2 separate regions of the Homo sapiens genome follow, and region 1 is linked to region 2. Evidence: read pairs that join two places in POLR2A ChIA-PET (ENCODE). Cell type or tissue: K562. All regions are shown on one strand. Links, peaks and the distances in the headings refer to the core of each region. The heading gives the core; the rest is flanking DNA.

Region 1 (10,286 bases), core at 3,399-8,398, 150 kb before region 2:
AGGTAGGAGAATGGTGTGAACCTGGGAGGCAGAGCTTGCAGTGAGCTGAGATCTCGCCACTACACTCCAGCCTGGGTGACAGAGGGAGACTTCGTCTCAAAAAAAAAAAAGAAAGCAAAGGTTGTATGAGTGTCCAGGGTCATATAGCTGGTTAGTACTACAAGTCAAGTAGGATCCATTCCACTGATGACTGACTGACTAGTCTGCTACTTTTGCCCCATACAGTGGTGATAATAGTAAGAAGTTTCAATTTATTGAGTAACTGAAATTTGTACTTAAGATTTGTACGTTTCTTAAGTAATTTTTTTTTTTTTTTGAGACAGAGTCTCCCTCTGTCACCTAGGCTGGAGTGCAGTGGCAAGATCTTGGGTCACAACAACCTCCGCCTCCTGACTCAAGTGTCTCTCCTGTCTCAGCCTCCCAAGTAGCTGGGATTACAGGCGCAGGCCACCATGTCCAGCTAATTTTTGTATTTTTAGTACAGACAAAGTTTCACCATGTTGACCAGGCTGGTCTTGAACTCCTGAGCTCAGGTGATCCAACCGCCTCGCCTCGGCCTCCCAAAGTGCTGGGATTACAGACGTGAGTCACCACGCCAGTCCCTTAATTTTAAAATTATTTTATTTATTTTTTGAGACAGAGTCTCACTCTGTCACCCAGGCTGGAGTGCAGTGGCATGATCTCAGCTCACTGCAACCTCTGCCTCCCGGGTTCAAAGGATTTTCCTGCCTCAGCCTACTGAGTAGCTGGTACTACAGGCACCTGCCACCATGCCCGACTTTTATTTTTATTTTTATTTTTATTTTTATTTTAGTAGAGACGGGGTTTCACTATGTTGGCCAGGCTGGTCTCAAACTCCTGACCTCAGGTGATCCACCCTCCTTGGTCTCCCAAAGTGCTAAGATCACAGGCGTGAGCCACCGTGCCTGGCCTTTTTAATTTTTTTTGTTTTGAGACGGGGACTCACTCTTTCGCCTAGGATGGAGTACAGTGGTGCAATCAAGGATCACTGCAACCTCAACCTCCCTGGGCTTAGTAAACCTCTAACCTCAGCCTCCTGAGTATCTGGGACTGCAGGCATGTGCCATTATGCCAGGATAATTTTTTTCTTTTTTTTCTTTTTTTTTTTTTTGAGATGGAGTCTCGCACTGTCACCAGGCTGGAGTGCAGTGGTGCCATCTTGGCTCACTGCAACCTCCACCTCCCGGGTTCAAGCAACTCTCCTGCCTCAACCTCCTGAGTAGCTGGGATTACAGGTGCCTGCCACCATGCCCGGCTAATTTTTTTGGATTTTTAGTACAGATGGGGTGACTATGTTGGCCAAACTGGTCTCAAACTGCCTGCCTTGGCCTCCCAAAGTGTTGGGATTACAGGCGTGAGCCACCGAGCCCAGCAGATAATTTTTATATTTTTAGTAGAGATGGTGTTTTTCCACATTGTCTAGTCTGGTCAGAAACTCTTAAGTTTAAGTGCTCCTCCTGCCTCAGCATCCAAAGTGCCGGCATTAGAGGCCACCGTGTCCAGCCTGTATTTTTCTTTATAGTTTTTAATTATTAAGATTTCCAGGCCGGGTGCAATGGCTCACACCTGGAAACCCAGCACTTTGAGAGGCCGAGGCAGGAGGATCACCTGAGTTCTAGAGTTCGAGACCAGCCTGACCAACATGGAGAAACCCCGTCTCTACTAAAAATACAAAATTAGCCGGGCATGGTGGCGCATGCCTGTAATCCCAGCTACTCAGAGCAGGCTGAAGCAGGAGAATCTCTTGAACCCGGGAGGTGGAGGCTGCAGTGAGCCGAGATCGCACCATTGCACTCCAGCCTGGGCAACAAGAGCGAAACTCCGTCTCAAAAAGAAAAAAAAGATTTCTTCCTCATTTTTTAAATTTAGCTTTTAATTACAGAAATATTTCTCTTTTTTTTCCACTCTGTCGCCCAGGCTGGAGTGCAGTGGCATGATCTCAGCTCACTGCAACCTCCACTTCCCAGGCTCAAGTGATCCTCCCATCTCAGCCTTCCTAGTAGCTGGGACTACAAGCTCCAACACATGCCCAGTTTATTTTGTTTATTTTTGAGGAGATAGGGTTTTGCAATGTTGCTCAGGCTGGTCTCAAACACCTGGGCTCAAGGGATCTGCCTGCCTAGGCCTGCCAACATGCTGGGATTAGAGGTGTGAGACACAATGCCCAGGTAATTATGGAAAATTTTTAACATATCAATAATAAGCATATATGAGTATGGGGAGCCCTCGTATGCCATCTCTCAAGTTCAACAATTATCAATATTTTGCCATTCTCGTTTCATCTATCCTCTCACTTTTTGTTTTCTGGAGTATTTTAAAATAAATTGGGGACATCACTTTATTCTTCCTGTAAATACTTCATTATGTATGTCTAATAGATAAGGAACTTTTGTTCTCTCTGTCTAAAACACAAACATGGCTGGGCGTGGTGGCTCACCACTTTAATCCCAGCACTTTGGGAGGCTAAGGCTGGTGGATCACCTGAGGTCAGGAGTTCGAGACCAGCCTGGCCAACAGGTTGAAATCATGTCTCCACTAAAAATACAAAAAATTAGCCGGCGTGGTGGCGGGTGCCTGTAATCCCAGCTACTTGAGAGGCCGAGACAGGAGAATCACTTGAACCCAGGAGGCATGGGTTACAGTGAGCCAAGATAGCACCATTGCACTCCAGGCTGGGCGACAAGAGCAAAACTCCACCTCAAAAAGAAAATAAAAAATAAAACACAAACATAATACCTTTTCACCCTACAAAAATCAGCAAAATGCTTTCACGTCATTAATATGCTGTCCATATTCAGTTTTTCCATGATTGTCATTTCATAGTTAGTTCATTCAAATCAGAATCTATACATGGTTCGTAGATCGTTTTTGGTTGATGTGTCTTTTTTAATCTGCCTCCCATCTGCCCTCACCACCCCACCATTTATTTGTGGAAGGAACCAGTTTGCTTGTCCTGTAGAATTCCCCTGGACTTCCCCCAGCTGCATCCTCGTGGACCTAAAATATTATGTTTCTATATCACTAATTACATGTAGTTCATTCATACAAATTAAATATACTGGAACACTTTATGAACGCTATTACAAATATCAAACACTTCCACACTCAGCAAATATTTATTGAGCATCTATTCTGTACAAACTTCCCTTTCTGATCTCTGGGTTAATGTATAACGTCTCTTGCACTAGAAGCTTTGGTCGGATCTTTGCTTTCTCATTTCTTCTATGTCTATATCATAGATCCGGCCATAGATCCTACCTAAAAAACTCAGACTCACCACTTACTCTTAGGTAGTTTCTAGCTACTCAGACAGTTTCTACCATCAGTACTCTAAGACCTCAACTCAGTGTGAATCCCCACAGTGGACTTCAGGCTGGATTGTCAGCTTCATGTAAACTTGATGGTACTTTATCTGTTTACCAAATGGTGAGACAAGGATATCCCAGGTACCTAGCACATTCTCTTATACACAGCAGATACTCAGTAAATATTTGTTAAATAAGTATATACAGGGCCGGGCACGGTGGCTCACACCTGTAATCACAGCACTTTGGGAGGCCAAGGTGGGTGGATCATGAGGTCAGGAGATCAAGACCATCCTGGCTAACACCGTGAAACCCCGTCTCTACTAAAAATAAAAAAAATTAGCCGGGTGTGGTGGCGGGCACCTGTAGTCCCAGCTACTTGGGAGGCTGAAGCAGGAGGATGGCGTGAACCTGGGAGGCGGAGCTTGCAGTGAGCCGAGATTGCGCCACTGCACTCCAGCCTGGGAGACAGAGCGAGACTCCATCTCAAAAAAATAAAAGATAAAAAATAAAAAATAAATAAATAAATAAGTAAATAAGTACATACAGACCTTCTTTTTTTTTTGAGATGGAGTTTCACTCTTGTTGCCAAGGCTGGAGTGCAATGGCACGATCTCACTCACTGCAACTTCTGCCTCCTGGGTTCTAGTGATTCTCCTGCCTCAGCCTCCTGAGTAGCTGGGATTACAGGCATGCGCCACCACGCCCAGCTAATTTTTGTATTTTTAGTAGAGATGGGGTTTTGCCATGTTGGCCAGGCTGGTCTTGAACTCCTGACCTCTGGTGATCCGCCCACCTAGGCCTCCCAAAGTGCTAGGATTACAGGCATGAGCCACCGTGCCTGGCCTGATACAGAGCTTTTTACCTTCAATTGTTATTTCTTATTCAAACTGAACGCTTAGACTAGATTCATCTTCCTTAAGTGTCATCATTTATCTCTTTTTGCTGAGTATATTCTAAGTTCAGTGTGAGCTGAAAATAGCTCAGATCATTTATAAGAACCAATTGTTAAATTTTCAGAAATGTTGTGAGCTGGTTGACATCACATTGGTAATTTGAAATTGGCTGCAATGGGAGTATTTATACCACACAAACTGGCAAATGCAACAAATCACGGCTTTCTTTTACTTCTTCAGAAAGCATATTGTTAAACAGTCTCAGCCTGCGTTGGATACTGCACTGTAAAAGAATCTATGACTGTCTTCTGTAAATACAGAAAGTATTCAGTTTGGTCTTGGAGCTCCTCTGTTATTTGGACTGTTGTATTGAAAATTTTCTTCTATACCATCTTGAATAATTAGATTGTCCTCACTATCCCGTATTCCAACAACTTGTCATATTCTATTTATGCTAGGCTTCCTTTTTTTTTTTTTGAGACGGAGTCTTGCTCTGTCACCACCAGGCTGGAGTGCAGTGGCGCCATCTTGGCTCACTGCAACCTCCGCCTCCCGGGTTCAAGTGATTCTCTTGCGTCAGCCTCCCAAATAGCTCGGACTACAGGTGCGTGCCACTGTGTCCAGCTAATTTATTGTATTTTTAGTAGAGATGGGGTTTCACCATATTAGCCAGGATGGTTTTGAACTCCTGACTTCAAGTGATCTGCCAGCCTTGGCCTCCCAAACTGCTTGGATTACAGGAGTGAGCCACCACATTCAGCCAAGAGCAGGTATTCAGCCTGGCACAGTGGCTCACGCCTGTAATCCCAGCACTTTGGGAGGCCGAGGTGGGTGGATCACCTGAGGTCAGGAGTTGAAGACCAGCCTGGCCCACATGGTGAAACCCCACCTCTACTAAAAATACAGAAATTAGCTGGGTGTGGTGGCGCATGCCTGTAATCCCAGCTACTCGGGAGGCTGAGGCAGGAGAATTGCTTGAACCGGGACCCGGGAGGCGGAGTTTGCAGTGAGCCGAGATTGCACCATCTCAAAAAAAAAAAAAAAAAAAAAAGAGCAGGTATTCAATTTTTTGTCATATGCTCGGCATATGACAATAACTAATTAACATTATTTGAGGACATACTAGTACCTGGCTTTTTATTTTAATTAATCCTGACCATAAACTTATGAAGCAGGTACTACTGTTTCCATTTTACAAATGAGTTAAAGGAAGCACAGATGTTTCCTCTGCATAAACTTCTTTAATCTCTATCTCAATAAATATCACCATCATCTACCCAATTGCTCAAGACATTCACCAGGGAGTCATCCTTCATTCCTCCTTTTTCTCGGACCCCCAACAGCCTATCCAACATCAGATCCTCTTGTCTGTACCGACAAGATATACCCTGGATCCCAATTTGTCCACTTCTCTTCATGTCTATTGCTGTCATCCTTTTTTTTTTTTTTTTTTTTTTTTTTTTTTTTTGAGACAGAGTCTCTTTCTGTCACCCAAGCTGGAGTGCAGTGGCACAATCTCAGCTCACTGCAACCTCTGCCTCCTGGGTTCAAGCAATCCCCTGCCTCAGCCTCTGGAGTAGCTGGGATTACAGGCGCCCGCCACCACGCCCGGCTAAATTTTTGTATTTTCAGTAGAGATGGGGTTTCACCGTGTTACCCAGGATGGTCTTGATCTCCTGACTTCGTGATCCACCCGCCTCAACCTCCTAAAGTGCTGGGATTACAGGCCTGAACCACCAGCCCAGCTAGTCTTCCTATTTTAAGCCACCACTACGTTTCATCTAGATCACTGCTGGTTTTCTCCCCACTAGTCTACTCTTCAACCTATGGTCAGAGAGGTCTTTTAAAAATGTAGGACTGGGCATGGTGGCTCACACACACAAAAAAGAAAGTAGAGGAAGAAAGAATGGCTACTCCAATAGGCAGAGCATCCCTAAGGGCGCTGGTTGCTTATTTTTATGCGTCTTTCTTGATTGTATGCTAAATAAGGGGTGAATTATTCATGAGCTTTCCAGGAAAGGGGTGGGCAATTCCTGTAGCTGCTGTGGGTTCCTCCCCTTTTTAGACCATGTAGAGTAACTTTCTGATGTTGTGTTTGTATTTCTGAACCGTCATGGCGCTGGTGGGAGTGTAGCAGTGAGGATGACCAGAGGCCATCTTGGTTTTGGTGGGTTTTGGCTGGCTTCTCTACTGCAACCTGTTTTTGTTTTTTTTTTTTTCTTTTTTTGAGTCTCACTCCTATTCCCCAGGCTGGAGTGCAGTGGCACGATCTTGGCTCACTGCAACCTCCACCTCCTGGCTTCAAGTGATTCTCCTGCCTCAGCCTCCCACGTAGCTGGGAGTACAGGCACCCGCCACCACGCCTGGCTAATTTTTGTATTTTTAGTAGAGACGGGGTTTTGCCATGTTGGCCAGGCTGGTTTTGAACTCCTGTCCTCAGGTGATCTGCCCTCCTTGGCCTCCCAAAGTGCTGGGATTACAGGCGTGAGCCACTGCGCCTGGCCTACAACCTGTTTTATCAGCAAGGTCTTTATGACCTGTATCTTGTGTCGACCTCCTATCTCATCCTGTGACTTAGAATGCCTAACTGTCTGGGAATGCAGCCCATTATGTCTCAGCCTTATTTTACCCAGCCCCTATTCAAAATGGAGTTGCTCTGGTTCCAATGTCCCTAACACTACCACTTCCTTCCTAGCTAATAAGGTCCAGTCACCCAAATCACCTTGCTGCCTATAACAGGTCAACCTCCTGCATTTGCACCCCTCCTTCCTCAGAATGGCTCTTCTGATTTTCCCACATGTGAGATATTCCTACAGGTCTTAGCGTGAATGTCATCTTCTCTGCAAGACCTTTTCTGACTTCTATCCCAATTCTTATCACATTACTGTTCGTTTTCTTCATACCAGCCATATATTATTCATTTGCACACTGCTGGTGTCCTTCACCAGAATAAGAACTCCCATGATTGCAGAATCCTTGTTGTCATGTAGACTGCTGTAAACCCAGGGCCTAGAATAAGTGCATGGCACATTGCAGGCCAATTAAAAACTTTTGTAAGTTAGTAAATCAAGGAGGGAAGTAAGTGATCCAAGACTCCTGTCTAGGCTTCATTGCTGAGCCCTTCGGTTAAGAAGCTCCTCTTTCCAGGCGGGTGCAGTGGCTCAGGCCTGTAGTCCCAGCACTTTGAGAGGCCGAGGTGGGTGGATCACCTGAGGTCAGGAGTTTGAGACCAGCCTGCCCAACATGGTGAAACCCCGTCTCTACTTAAAATACAAAAATTAAGTGGGCATAGTGGCACGCGCCTGTAGTCCCAGCTACTCGGGAGCCTGAAGTAGGAAAATTGCTTGAGCCTGGGAGGTGGAGTTTGCAGTGAGCCGAGATCGCGCCACGGCACTCTAGCCTGGGTGACAGAGACTCCATCTCAAAAAAAATAAAAATAAATAAATAAAGGAAGTCCTCTTTCCTCTTTTGGAGGAGAAATGGATAGGGAGGTGAGGCAGTCTGTATTTCTATGACTATCCAAAGTTTCTAATGTTTCACACCCTTCCCTTTCAACTTAAGGGTAAAGGAAAGGTAAGAAGTACTGATGTGATGTCCACCAACAGTAGAAACATTTCAGAGAAGCATACTCCATTGTATCGGTAGAAACAATTCTGAGAATTAAAAATATAGCATGGCTAAGCCGGGCATAGTGGCTCACGCCTGTAATCCCAGCACTTTGGGAGGCCGAGGTGGGCGGATCACCTGACGTTGGGAGTTCGAGACCAACCTGACCGACATGGAGAAACCCTGTCTCCACTAAAAATACAAAAAATTAGCTGGGTGTGGTGGTGCATGCCTGTAATCCCAGCTACTCGGGAGGCTGACCAGGAGAATCACTAGAACCCAGGAGGCAGAGGTTGCGGTGAGCCGGGATCACGCCATTGCACTCCAGCTTGGGCAACTATATATATATATACACATACATATATATCATGGCTAAAATAAAGTGCTTGAGGGTGAGGCTAGGAGGGAGATGGAGGATTTGCCTCGGGAAGGTTTAAGATGAAAGGAATAGTTTAGGAATTAGATAACAGCCATTGTTATTCTGAAAGAAATCTGGATGCTCTGCCTGTGGGCAAAAAGGAGATAACCCACTAAAGAAGCCAAAGGGGAAGAAAGAGAAAAGAGAGATCAGGGATTTTCTCTCTTTTGGATAGTTTATTTTGTTTTGTTTATCATTACCCTTGCTAGTCTTGGAGTCTTTCCCTTTCTATGGGTTTTCATTGTCAGGATATTTAGGAAAGATGTTTAAGAACTTCCTCATTCCAACCCCAACTCTTTGAATTTTTCCTTCAAATGCAAATAAAAGCACTTACCATTTGGATATACTGTAATTAAAAAGAGGAAAGGGCAGTTTCTTGAACCTAAAACAACTTCTTTTTTTTCTGTGTGTGGGCTCAGAGTCATTTAAAGGCTAAAAGAAGATCTGTTGAGAGCTGGATGGGTAATGGAAGGTACTGATGATGGTGGTGGAGGGGATCCTGAATTCAGTCATAGAAAATAGCTGAAGCTGGATCAAATAATAAGACATCAAATCCCACTCGATTAGACATTAGGCAACTGTTTATGGTAAAATGTTAAGTACTTAATATTTTATTTCCAAGGCAGGTCATCTTGCATCTTACCCCAAAGCTATTTGTTCTTAGAACAAATGTGCATATGCTTATTAGGTTTAACAATCCACTGCTCACAGTTAGTAAAGGGGTCAGGCTAAGCCTGACTCCCTTGAATGAATAAGACTCATTTGCACTTGTGATGACAAAAACCTTAGTTCTCAAACCAAAAGGAGGAATGAGGGCCAGAGGGATAATAAGTGAAAAGGCTGACTCAGTCCTCTTTTTTTTCTTTTCTCTTTTTTTTTTTTTTTTTGAGACTGGGTCTTGTTCTGTAGCCCAGGCTGGAGTGCAGTGGTGAGGTCATAGCTCACTGCAGCCTCAATCTCTCTGGCTCTAGTGATCCTCCCGCTTCAGCCTCTTGGGTAGGTGGAACTGTTGCTGGACGCCAAGAGTGGGTTCTTGGATCTCACGCAAGAAAGAACTCAGGGGAGCCCATAGAGGAAAGTGAAAGCAAGTTTATTAAGAAAGTAGAGGAATAAAAGAGTAGCCCCTCTGTAGACAGAGCAGCCCTGAGGGTTGACCATTTTTATGGTTATTTCTTGATTATATGCTAAACAACAGGTGGATTATTCTTGCTTTATTTATTTATTTATTTATTTATTTTTTCTTGAGAGGAAGTCTCGCTCTGTTGCCCAGACTGGAGTGCAGTGGCATGATCTCTGCTCACTGCAAGCTCTGCCTCCCGGGTTCACGCCATTCTCCTGCCTCAGCCTCCAGAGTAGCTGGGACTACAGGCGCCCACCACCACACTCGGCTAATTTTTTTTTTGTATTTTTAGTAGAGACGGGGTTTCACCATGTTAGCCAGAATGGTCTTGATCTCCTGACTTCGTGATCCACCCGCCTCAGCATCCCAAAGTGCTGGGATTACAGGCGTGAGCCACCGCTCCCGGCCGCCTCCCCTGTTTGGATCATATAGGGTAACTTCCTGACATTTTCCATGGCATTTGTAGACTGTCATGGCGATGATGGGAGTGTAGCAGTGGGGACGACCAGAGGTCACTCTCGTGGCCATCTCGGTTTTAGTGGGTTCTAGGAGGCTTCTTTACTGCAAACTATTTTATCAGCAAAGTTTTTATGACCTGTATCCTGTGTCGACCTCCTACCTCATGTTGTAATAAAGAATGCTTTGACCTCCTAGGAATGCAGCCCAGCAGGTCTCAGCCTTATTTTACCTAGCCCCTACTCAAGATGGAGTTGCTCTGGTTCAAATGCCTCTGACAGAACTAAAGGCATGCACCACCATGCCCCATTAATTTTTGTGTATTTCATAGAGATGGGGTCTTACTATTTTGCCCAGGCTGGTCTTGAACTCCTGGCCTCAAGCAATCCTACTGCCTTGGCCTCCCAAAGTGCTGGGAATACAGGCAGGAGCCACCGCACCTGACCTAATCCTTTTTTTTTTTT
Region 2 (10,286 bases), core at 3,611-8,610:
AGGTGGGTGGGTTGCTTGAGTGCAGGAGTTCAAGACCAGCCTGGGCAACATGGTGAGACTCTGTCTCCACTAAAAATACAAAATAATTAGCCTGGTGTGGTAGCGCTTGCCTGTAATCCCAGCTACTCAGGAGGCTGAAGCAGGAGAATCACTTGAACCCAGGAGCTGAAGGTTGCAGTGAGCCTGGATTGCGCCACTGCATTCCAGCCTGGGTGGGTGACTCTGACTCTTTCTCCAAAAAAAGAAAGAAAAAAAGAAAGTATATTTGAGAAGTATTATCCTAACAAATAAGTATTCCAGTATAAGTGATATTCTGACCTTAAAAAATAATATCTCTTCTCTATATGGGCTCATAAAAAATAATAAAAATACTATGACATTTGTATATCATCTTACTACTTACATGGAACTACCATATTGATTCTATTATTTGACCCTGAAAAGTAATGTCAGAAGCAATTATTATAATTATAACCATTTAAATGATGAGGCAAGTGAGAATGAGTTAGATTGTTCCCAGGCGTGCATCTTATTGGTAGAAGAGTTGGTGGACAGGCCCAGATCTGCCTTCCAAAACCCCACATGTAGGCTGGGTGGGGTGGCTTATGCCTGTAATCCCAGCACTTTGGGAAGCTGAGGTCACTTGAGCCCAGGAGTTCAAGGCTGCAGTGAGCTATTATTGCAGCACTGCATTCCAGTCTGGGTGACTGAGTGAATGAGATCCTGTCTCTAAAAAAGGGAAGTGCGTGCATGCGCGTGTGTGTGTGTGTTGAGACAGGGTTTCACTCATGCCACCCAGGCTGGAGTGCAATGGCACCATCTCGACTCACTGCAACCTCTGCCTCTGAGGCTCAATGGATCCTCCAACCTCAGCCTTCCAAGTAGCTGGGACTACAGGCTCATGCCACTGTACCTAGCTAATTTTTGTATTTTTCATGGTGATGGAGTTTCGCCATGTTGTCCAGGCTGGTCTCAAACTCCTAAGCTCAAATGATTGGCCCACCTCTGCCTTCCAAAGTGCTGGGATTACAAGCATGAGCCACCACACCCGGCAAGCTTCAATTGTGCTTCCAGGGCTCTTAAAGTATCTGTAGACCCAAGATGTCTGGGGGTGGAGGTGTGTGAGGCAGGGCCAGGAGGTAGCACCTCTGATGGGCCATGGTGATAAGATTGAGACCAGGGGAGGAATTAGGCCACATGCTAGCCTCTGGTCTCTGGTTGACTTTTCTTGTTTCATTTGCCCACGGCTGGTTATCCCAACTGCCTCTGACAAAGATTTTTCAGCGACCATAATCAGGCTGATCCCACAAATAAGCTCAAGCTAAGAATAAATGCAGCGCTGGGGAACATGAACATGAACATGAGCATTAAAACCAGGATCATAGTCACCACAGGCCCATAGTTCCATATCTGAAATCCTTGGAGCCACATGGCTTTCAGGACTCAGGGTGTTACCTACCACTGCTGGTGGACTCTCCTGCAGTATTGTGCAATCAAGCATCTTACTATTTCTGAAGCCAAAGGATAGATATGCACATGGAATGAGACAATGTCTATAAATAGGCTCATGTCAGTTCAGGCCAGGTCAGGCCTTGACATGCAATGAGTTATGTAGTAAGTTGTGGTTTGGGGAGCTTCTTGAATTTCAGCATTGTGGATAAGGAATAATAGACCCTTATCCGTGTAATGCCATCGTCACGCCATTTTCTCCTCATTACTCATCTCAAAGACAAAACATCTTCTTGCTGGAGTTCACAATCGCTAGTGTTCGATTCCTTAGAAGGACATGTGATGTCATCATTCTTGGGATGCCTCTTAATATGGGAAGGCCCAGTTTTTGACCCTGAAGAATTACCTTTAGATGTTCAGCTTAGGGAAGTGTGGCAAATGAGCAAGTTCTCAAGAACGGTTGGAATTTTGTAGACTGAGGGGCCTGGGCGGAGTCCCTCCATGTGACAGCTGTGGCAAGAGCAGGTGTTCACTTTCTATAAGGGACGGATCAGGGAGACAGATGGACTGCAGCACAAGCTTTGTGCCGGGAAGTCATGATTTGAGCTGGGTGACAGGCTGCCAGGATTATAAAATGAAGGGTTTGGGTTACATGTCTTAAACAACAAAAAATCACTGAAAGTTTTTGGGCAGAGACTGATGGAATAAAAATGAGTCCTAAGCTGGGCATGGTGGCTCATGTCTGTAATCCCAATAATTTGGAAGGCTGAGGTGGGAGGATCTTGAGTCCAGCAGTTTCAGACCAGACTGGGCAACATAGTGAGACCCCATCTCTACAAAAAATAACAGGACATGATGGTGCATGCCTGTGGTCCCAGCTACTCAGGAGGCCGAGGTGGGAGGATCGCTTGAGCCTGGGAAGTTGAGGCTACAGTGAGCCACTACTTCACTCAGCCTGGGAAACAGAATAACACCCTGTCTCAAAAAAAAAAAAAAAAAAAAAAAGGCAGCCAGGCACAGTGCCTCACACCTGTAATCCCACGAATTTGGAAGGCCGATGTGGGCAGATCACCTAAGGTCAGGAGTTTGAGACCAGCCTGGCCAACATGGCGAAACCCCATCTCTACTAAAAATACAAAAATTAGCCAGGCATGGTGGCACATGCCTGTAATCCCAGCTACTCAGGAGGCTGAGGCACGAGAATTGCTTGAACCGGGATGTGGAGGTTGCAGTGAGCCAAGATTGGCCCACTGCACTCCAGCCTGGGCGACAGAGTGAGACTCTGTCTCAAAAGAAAAAAAAAAAAAAAAAAAAAGGAAACTGCTCACTGTTTGCTGAATTTAGCAACCTGGCCCAGCATTGGAAGCTCTGTTCTGCTTTGTCCTTTGCCTGAAATGCCCTTCCCGGGCTCCCTCCCGGGTGTGCTCCCATTCATCTTTCAGGACTCAGCTCAAATGTCACCTGCTTTGTGGAAGGTCTCCTTGGCCTCCCTGGGGAGCACTCACTGCTCCTTTCTCTATGCCTTTGCAGGCACCTGAGGGCACTTCTCTCATTTCACTGTGACTTCCTCCAGGGCAGGCTCTAAGTCTCTTGTTTTTTGACTGGCATGTGGCACAATTCTTGGCCCCCAAGAGTGCTAAGTAATTGTTAGCTGAATAAATGCCGCTGATATGTCTTCTATCATCTCTTAATATTTTCTCAGTTCCCTATTTTTTGTTTGTGTTTTAAAATGGATCATATCTATGTAATGGGAATGGTAAATCTCATGTGGGTTAAATTTTAGGACATAAGAGTTATCATCAGCTTCCAATAAAGAACCATGGATGGCTGGGTGTGGTGGCTCATGCCTGTAATCCCAGCATTCTGGGAGGCTGAGGTGGGCAGATCTCTTGAGGTCAGGAGTTTGAGACCAGTCTTGCCAACATGGCGAAACCCTGTCTCTACTAAAAATACAAAAGTTAGCTGGGCATGGTGGTGGGCACCTGTAATCCCAGCTACTTGGGAGGCTGAGGCAGGAGAATTGCTTGAACCTGGGAGGCAGAGGTTGCAGTGAGCTGGGATCGTGCCACTGCACTCCTGCCTGGGTGACAGAGTGAGATTCCACCTCAAAAAAAAAAAAAAAAAAAAAAGAAAGAAAGAAAGAAAGAAAAAAAAAAGAGAGAGACAGAAGACAAAAGGACACATAAATAAGAATACAATGTGAACACAAAGGCAGGGATTGGAGTGAGGCAGCTACAAGTCAAAACACTGACTGCCAATACCTACCAGAAGTTAGGAGACAGGCATGGAATGGATTCTCTATCAAAGCCTCCAGAAGGAACCAACCTTCCTGTCACCTTGATTTTGGACTTCCTGGCCTCCTGAACTGTGGGAATAGATTTAAATTCGAGGTAATTTCTGTGATAATCCTAGGAATTTTTTTTTTTTTTGAGACAGAGTTTTTTTGCTCTTGTTGCCCAGGCTGAAGTGCAATGGTGCAGTCTTGGCTCACTGCAACCTCCGCCTCCCGAGTTCAACCGATTTTCCTGCCTCAGCCTCCCGAGTAGCTAGGATTACAGGTGTGTGCCACAACTCCCAGCTAATTTTTTGTATTTGTAGTAGAGACGGGGTTTCATCATGTTGGCCAGGCTGGTCTCGAACTCCTGACCTCAGGTGATCCACCTGCCTCGGCCTCCCAAAGTGCAGGGATTACAGGCGTGAGCCACTGCGCCTGGCTAACTCTAGGAAATTAATACAAATGCCATTGGTCTTATTTTATTTTATTTATTTATTTATTTTTTTGAGACAGAGTATCACTGTGTCACCTAGGCTGGAGTGCAGTGGCATGATCTTGGCTCATTGCAACCTCAGCCTCCCAGGTTCAAGCAATTCTCCCTGCCTCAGCCTCCCAAGTAGCTGAGACTACAGGCGCCCACCATGACACTGGGCTAATTTTTGTATTTTTAGTAGAAACGGGATTTCACCATTTTGGCCAGGCTGGCCTTGAACTCCTGACCTCAGGTGATTCTCCTGCCTTGGCCCCCCAAAGTGCTGGGATTACAGGTGTGAGCCACAGTACTCGGCCATTGCTTTTATTTCAAGCGGTGTCATTTAATGGCCCATGGAGATATCAAGAAGCAGTGTAGCATAAAGGTTAGGGGCTCAGGACGGGAGTCAGACAGTCTGGATGTAGTTTCAGCTCTATTCTCTGAACTTGGATTTTTTCATCTGAAGGATGGGGTGATATAATATTAGTAGCTACCTGCTATAGAATGACTGTTTTTGTCCCCACCAATATTCGTATGTTGAAATCATAACCCCTAATGTAATGATATTAGGAGGTGGAGCTTTGGTAGCTGATTAGGCTGTAAGACAGAGCTCTTATGAGTAAGATTAATACCTGCTATGGTTTGAATATTTGTGGCCCCCCTCACCCAGATTCATAGGTTGAAACCTAATCTCCAATGCAGTAATAAGAGGGATATGACTTGGTCATAAGGGTGGAGCCCTCATGAGTGAGATTAGTGCCCTTATAAAAGAAACCCAAGGGAGCTTCTTCATTCCTTCTGCCATATGAAGACACAGCAGGAGACACAATCTATGAACCTGTAAGAAGGTCCTCGCCAGACATCGAATCTGCTGGTACCTTGATCTTGGACCTCCCAGCCTTCAGAATTGAGAGTAATACATTTCTTTTGTTTCTAAATTACCCAGTCTAAGGTCTTTTGTGATAGCAGCAGAACAGACTAAGACAGTGTCCATATAAAGGAGACCCTCCGTGGGGTGGGGACAAGGATTGAAAAACTACCTAGTGGGTACCATGCTCATTATCTGTGTAATGGGTACTCTAGAAGCTCAGCACCTACCAGAACACATTATTGCAATATACCCATGTAGTAAATGTGCACACGTATCCCCTGAATCTAAATTTTTTTTAAAAAAGGAAAGACCCTGGAGAACCCCTTGCTCCTTCTGACATTTGAGGTTTTAGCAAGAAGATGGTAATCTGTGAACCAAAAACAAGCCCTCACCAGATACTGAATCTAGTGGCACCTTATCTTGTACTTCCAGCCTTCAGAACTGCGAGAGAGAGAGAGAAAAAAAAAAAAGAATGTTATTTGAACCACCCAGTCTATAGTATTTTTGTCATAGCAGCCTGAACAGACTAAGATACCAACATGTAAGACTCTAGCAGGGGCCGGTGGAAATTGAGACAATAGATGAAAAGTATTTATATGCATACAGAAGACACTCGATACATGTTATTAGTCAATTATTAGGTGGAGGCAAGAGTTTACTGGCCTGCAGATGCTATCATCACCACAAGGGCAATATATTTGAAAGCGGTATTTAACCCTTAAGCTGCACCCAACTTAAAGCAGCTATTTTTCTTTTTAACTTCTTTCTATGTGTAAAGCCTATTTCCTTTAGGTCATATATTTGTACTGATTTGCAGGCATCTGTGAAGTTATCAGAATAATTGAATTTTAGAGCTTATCAGTCATCCAGTAGAGTGTTTTCCACCCGGGATACCCAGAGGGCTCAGCCTCCCTGAATATGGTAATAGGAGTCCTCAGGCTTTTTTCAATACGGGCATACTTCCTTTTATTGCGCTTCACCTTAGTGCATTGCTTCTTTGCAGATACCTCTCTCTCTCTCTCTCTCTTTTTTTTTTTTTTAAACAAATTGAAGGTTCCTGGCAACCGTGCTTCAAGCAAGTCTATCTGTGCTGTTTTTCCAACAGCATGTGCTTACTTCCTGTCTCTGTGTCACATTTTGGTAATTCTTGGAATATTTCAAACTGTTTCATTATTATTATGTCTGTTACGATGATCTATGGTTAAGTGATCATCTTTTAGTTTGTTTGCTTGTTTTTTGTTGTTGTTGTTTGTTTGTTTGTTTTGATGGAGTCTCACTCTGCAGCCCAAGCTGGAGTGCAATGGCACGATCTCGGCCCACTGCAACCTCCGCCTCTCCGGTTCAAGCGATTCTCCTGCCTCAGCCTCCTGAGTAGCTGGGATTACAGGCATGCACCATCACGCCTGGCTAATTTTGTATGTTTTTTAGTAGAGATAGGGTCTCATCATGTTGGTCAGGCTGGTCTCAAACTCCTGACCTTAGGTGATCCACCCGCCTCAGCCTCCCAAAGTACTGGGATTACAGGTGTGAGCCCCCGCACCCAGCCTATTTGCTTGTTTTTGAGACTGGGTCTCACTCTGTGCCCAGGCTGGAGGGCAGTGGCATGATCTTGACGCACTGCAGTCTTGACCTCCCAGGTCAAGCAATCCTCCTGCCTCAGCCTCCCATCTGGCTGAGACTACAGGTGTGTGCCACCATGTCCAGCTAATTTTTGTATTTTTTGTAGAGATGGTGGTCTCACCATGTTGCCCAGGTTGGTCTCAAATTTCTGAGCTCAAGCAATCCTCCCACCTTGGCCTCCCAAAATGCTGGGATAACAGGTATGAACCACTGTGCCAAGCCTATTTGTTTGGTTTACTTCTCTTACTATCATTCCCAAATTGGTGATCTTTGATGTCACTCTTGTAGTTGTTTTGGGACACCATGAACTACGCCCATATAAGATAGCAGACTTAATTGATAAATATGTGTGTGCTGACTGCTTCACCAACTGGCTATTCTCCCATCTCTCTCCCTCTCTTTGGGCCTTCCTGTTCTCTGAGATGCAATCATTTGAAATTAGGCCAATTAATAACCCTACAATGGCCTTAAATGTTCAAGTAAAAGGAAGAGTCATATGTCTCACTTTAATCAAAAGCTAGAAATGATTAAGCTTAGTGAGAAAGCCATGTCAAAAGCTGAGGTAGGCCCAAAGCTAGGCCTCTTGTGCCAAATAGTTAGCAAACTTGTGAATATGAAGGAAAAGTTCTTGAAATAAATTAAAAGTGCGACTCCAGTAAACACACAAGTAATGGGAAAGTGAAGCAGCCTTATTGCTGATACGGAGAAGGTTTTAGTGATCTAGGCAGAAGATCAACGTAGCCACAATACTCCCTAGATTCAAAGCCTAATCCAATGAAATGTTTTAACTCTTTTCAATTTTATAAAGACTGAGAGAGGTGAGGAAGCTGCAGAAGCAAAGTTTGAAATTAGCAGAATTTGGTTCACAAAATTTAAAGAAGCTGTCTCCATAACAGAAAAGTGCAAAGTGAAATTTAATAGCAAGTGCCGATGGGGAAGCTGCAGCAAGTTATCCAGAAAATCTAAGATAACTGATGAAGGTGGCTACACTAAACAGCAGGGGTTTTTTTTATCTTTTTTTTTTTATTTGAGACAGAGTTTCGTTCTTGTTGCCCAGGCTGGCGTGCAATAGTGCAGTCTTGGGTCACTGCAACCTCCGCCTGCTGGGTTCAAGCAACTCTCCTGTCTTAGCCTCCTGAGTAGCTGGGATTACAGGCATGTGCCACCATGCCCGGATAATTTTGTGTTTTTAGTAGAGACAGGGTTTCATCATGTTGGTCAGGCTGGTCTTTTTTTTTTTTTTTTTCTCATCATTGTTGCCCAGGCCGGAATGCAATGGCATGGTCTCGGTTCACCACAACCTCTGCCTCCGGGGTTCAAGTGATTCTCCTGCCTCAGCCTCCCGAGTAGCTGGGATTATAGGCGTGCACAAGCACGCCCGGCTAATTTTGTATTTTTAGTAGAGACGGGGTTTCTCCATGTTGGTCAGGCTGGTCTCGAACTCCGGACCTCAGGTGATCTGCCCGCCTCTGCCTCCCAAAGTGCTGGGATTACAGGCATGAGCCACCTCGCCCGGCCTGGTCAGGCTGGTCTTGAACTCTTGACCTCAGGTGATCTGCCTGCCTCGGCCTCCCAGAGTGCTGGGATTACAGGCGTGAGCCACCTCGCCCAGCCAACAGCAAGTTTTCAATGTAGGCACAATAGCCTTATATTAGATGAAGATAAAAAAAGAAAAAAAAAAAAAAGAAAATCTTGGCTATCACTAAAAATAAATAAATAAATAAATAAATAAATAAATAAATAAATAGGCCAGGGGCGGTGACCCACGCCTGTAATCCCAGCACTTTGGGAGGCCGAGGCGGGTGGATCATGAGGTCAGGAGTTCGAGACCAGCCTGGCCAAGATGGTGAAACCCCCGTCTCTACTAAAAATAAAAAAAAAAAAAATTAGCTGGGTGTGGTGGCGGGCACCTATAATCCTAGCTACTCGGGAGGCTGAGGCAGGAGAATTGCTTGAACCCGGGAGGTAGAGGTTGTAGTGAGCCGAGATCGTGCCACTGCACTCCAGCCTGGGTGACAGAATGGGACTCCATCTCAAAAAAATAAATAAGTAAAATACAAATAAATAAATAAAGTAAAATAAAGGGCCAGGCATGGTGGATCATACCTGTAATCCCAGAACTTTGGTAGGCTGAGGTGAGCAGATCACTTGAGGTCAGGAGTTCAAGACCAGCCTGGCCAACGTGGTGAAACCCAGTCTCTACTAAAAGTACAAAAATTTGCCAAGAGTGGCGGTGGGTGCCTGTAATCTCAACTACTCAAGAGGCTGAGGCAGGAGAATCACTTGAATCTGGGAGGCAGAGGTTGCAGTGAGCCGAGATCACGCCATTGCACTCCAGCCTGGGTAATAGAGCAAGACTCCGTCTCAAAAAAAAAAAAAAAAAAAAAAAAAGAAAAAAAAAGAAAAGAAAAAAGGAAAAAAGAAAGAGGAAAATCCCATTTTTTTCTCATGCTTAAAAATCAACTCCTCAGTCTCAAAAATAAATAAATAAATAAAAGGAAGAGAATGCCATCTAAGACTTTCTTAGCTAGAGAGCAGTGCCTGGCTTCAAAGCTTCAAAGGACGGGCTGACTCTCTCGTTAGAGGCTGATGCAGCTGGTGACTTTACGTTTAAAGCTGCTACTCATTTACCATTCCAAAAATCCTAGGGTCCTTAAGAATTATGCTGAAGCTACTCTGCCTGTGCTGTATAAATGAAACAACAAAGCCTGGATGACAGTACATCTGTTTATGGCATGGTTTACTGAACATTTTAAGCCCACTGTTGAGAAGTACTGCTCAGAAAAAAAATAAATAAATAAATTTTCAAAATATTACTGTTTATTGATGATGCACCTGGTCATCCAAGAGGTCTGAGGTCTGAGGGAGATGTATAAGGAGATTCATGTCGTTTTTGTGCCCCTAATACGGCATCCATTCTGCTGCCCGTGGATCAAGGAGTAATTTCAACTTTCAAGTCTTATGATTTAAAAAGATACATTTTGTAAGGCTATGGCTATAAAATCATAGATAATGATTCCTCTCAGGAAAGGATTCACCATTCTAGATGCCAATTAAGAACAATTCATGATTCATGGGAGAAGGTCAAAATATTAACATTAATAGGAGTTTGAAAGAGGTTGATTTCCAACCCTCGTGGATGACTTTGAAAGGTTCAAGATTTTAGTGGAGGAAGGAACTGCAGATGTGGTAGAAACAGCATGAGAAGGCCAGGCATGGTGGCTCACACCTGTAATCCCAGCACATTGGGAGGCTGAGGTAGGCAGATCACCTGAGGTCGGGGGTTTGAGACCAGCCTGGCCAACATGGTGAGACCACTGTCTTTACTAAAAAAAAACAAAAAATTAGCCAGGCATCGTGGTGCATGCCTTGGGAAGCTGAGGCAGGAGAATGGCTTGAACCTGGGAGGAGGAGGTTGCAGTGAGCCAAGATTGCGCCGTTGCACTCCAGCCTGGGCAACAAGAGTAAAACTCTGTCTCAAAGAAAAGAAAAGGAAAGAAACAGCAAGAGAAATAGAAGTGGAGCCTGAAGATGTGACTGAATTGCTGCCATCTCATCAAACTTGAATGGATGAGGAGTTGATTTTTAAGGATGAGAAA

Evidence for each region. ChIA-PET counts read pairs that join two places held together with the same protein. Peaks named below come from ENCODE experiments on the same cell type or tissue, not always from the same donor. Only the 100,000 strongest peaks of a DNase experiment are listed, where the experiment ranks them.
Region 1: POLR2A ChIA-PET joins it to region 2 with 6 read pairs; 3 of 35 experiments call an interaction of 5 or more read pairs at or near these places.

Annotation. Positions count from the first base shown.
Region 1 is chr6:15,206,930-15,217,215 of GRCh38, reverse strand. No RefSeq gene overlaps it. Among named protein-coding and RNA genes, the nearest start is that of JARID2-DT, 33 kb to the left of the region's middle. RefSeq lists a silencer at 4,947-5,111 and an enhancer at 9,811-10,286. In K562, for the core only: no CTCF peak of the experiment used is centred there; DNase peaks (open chromatin) are centred at 5,565, 5,999 and 6,275.
Region 2 is chr6:15,054,069-15,064,354 of GRCh38, reverse strand. No RefSeq gene overlaps it. Among named protein-coding and RNA genes, the nearest start is that of JARID2-DT, 190 kb to the left of the region's middle. In K562, for the core only: no CTCF peak of the experiment used is centred there; a DNase peak (open chromatin) is centred at 5,494.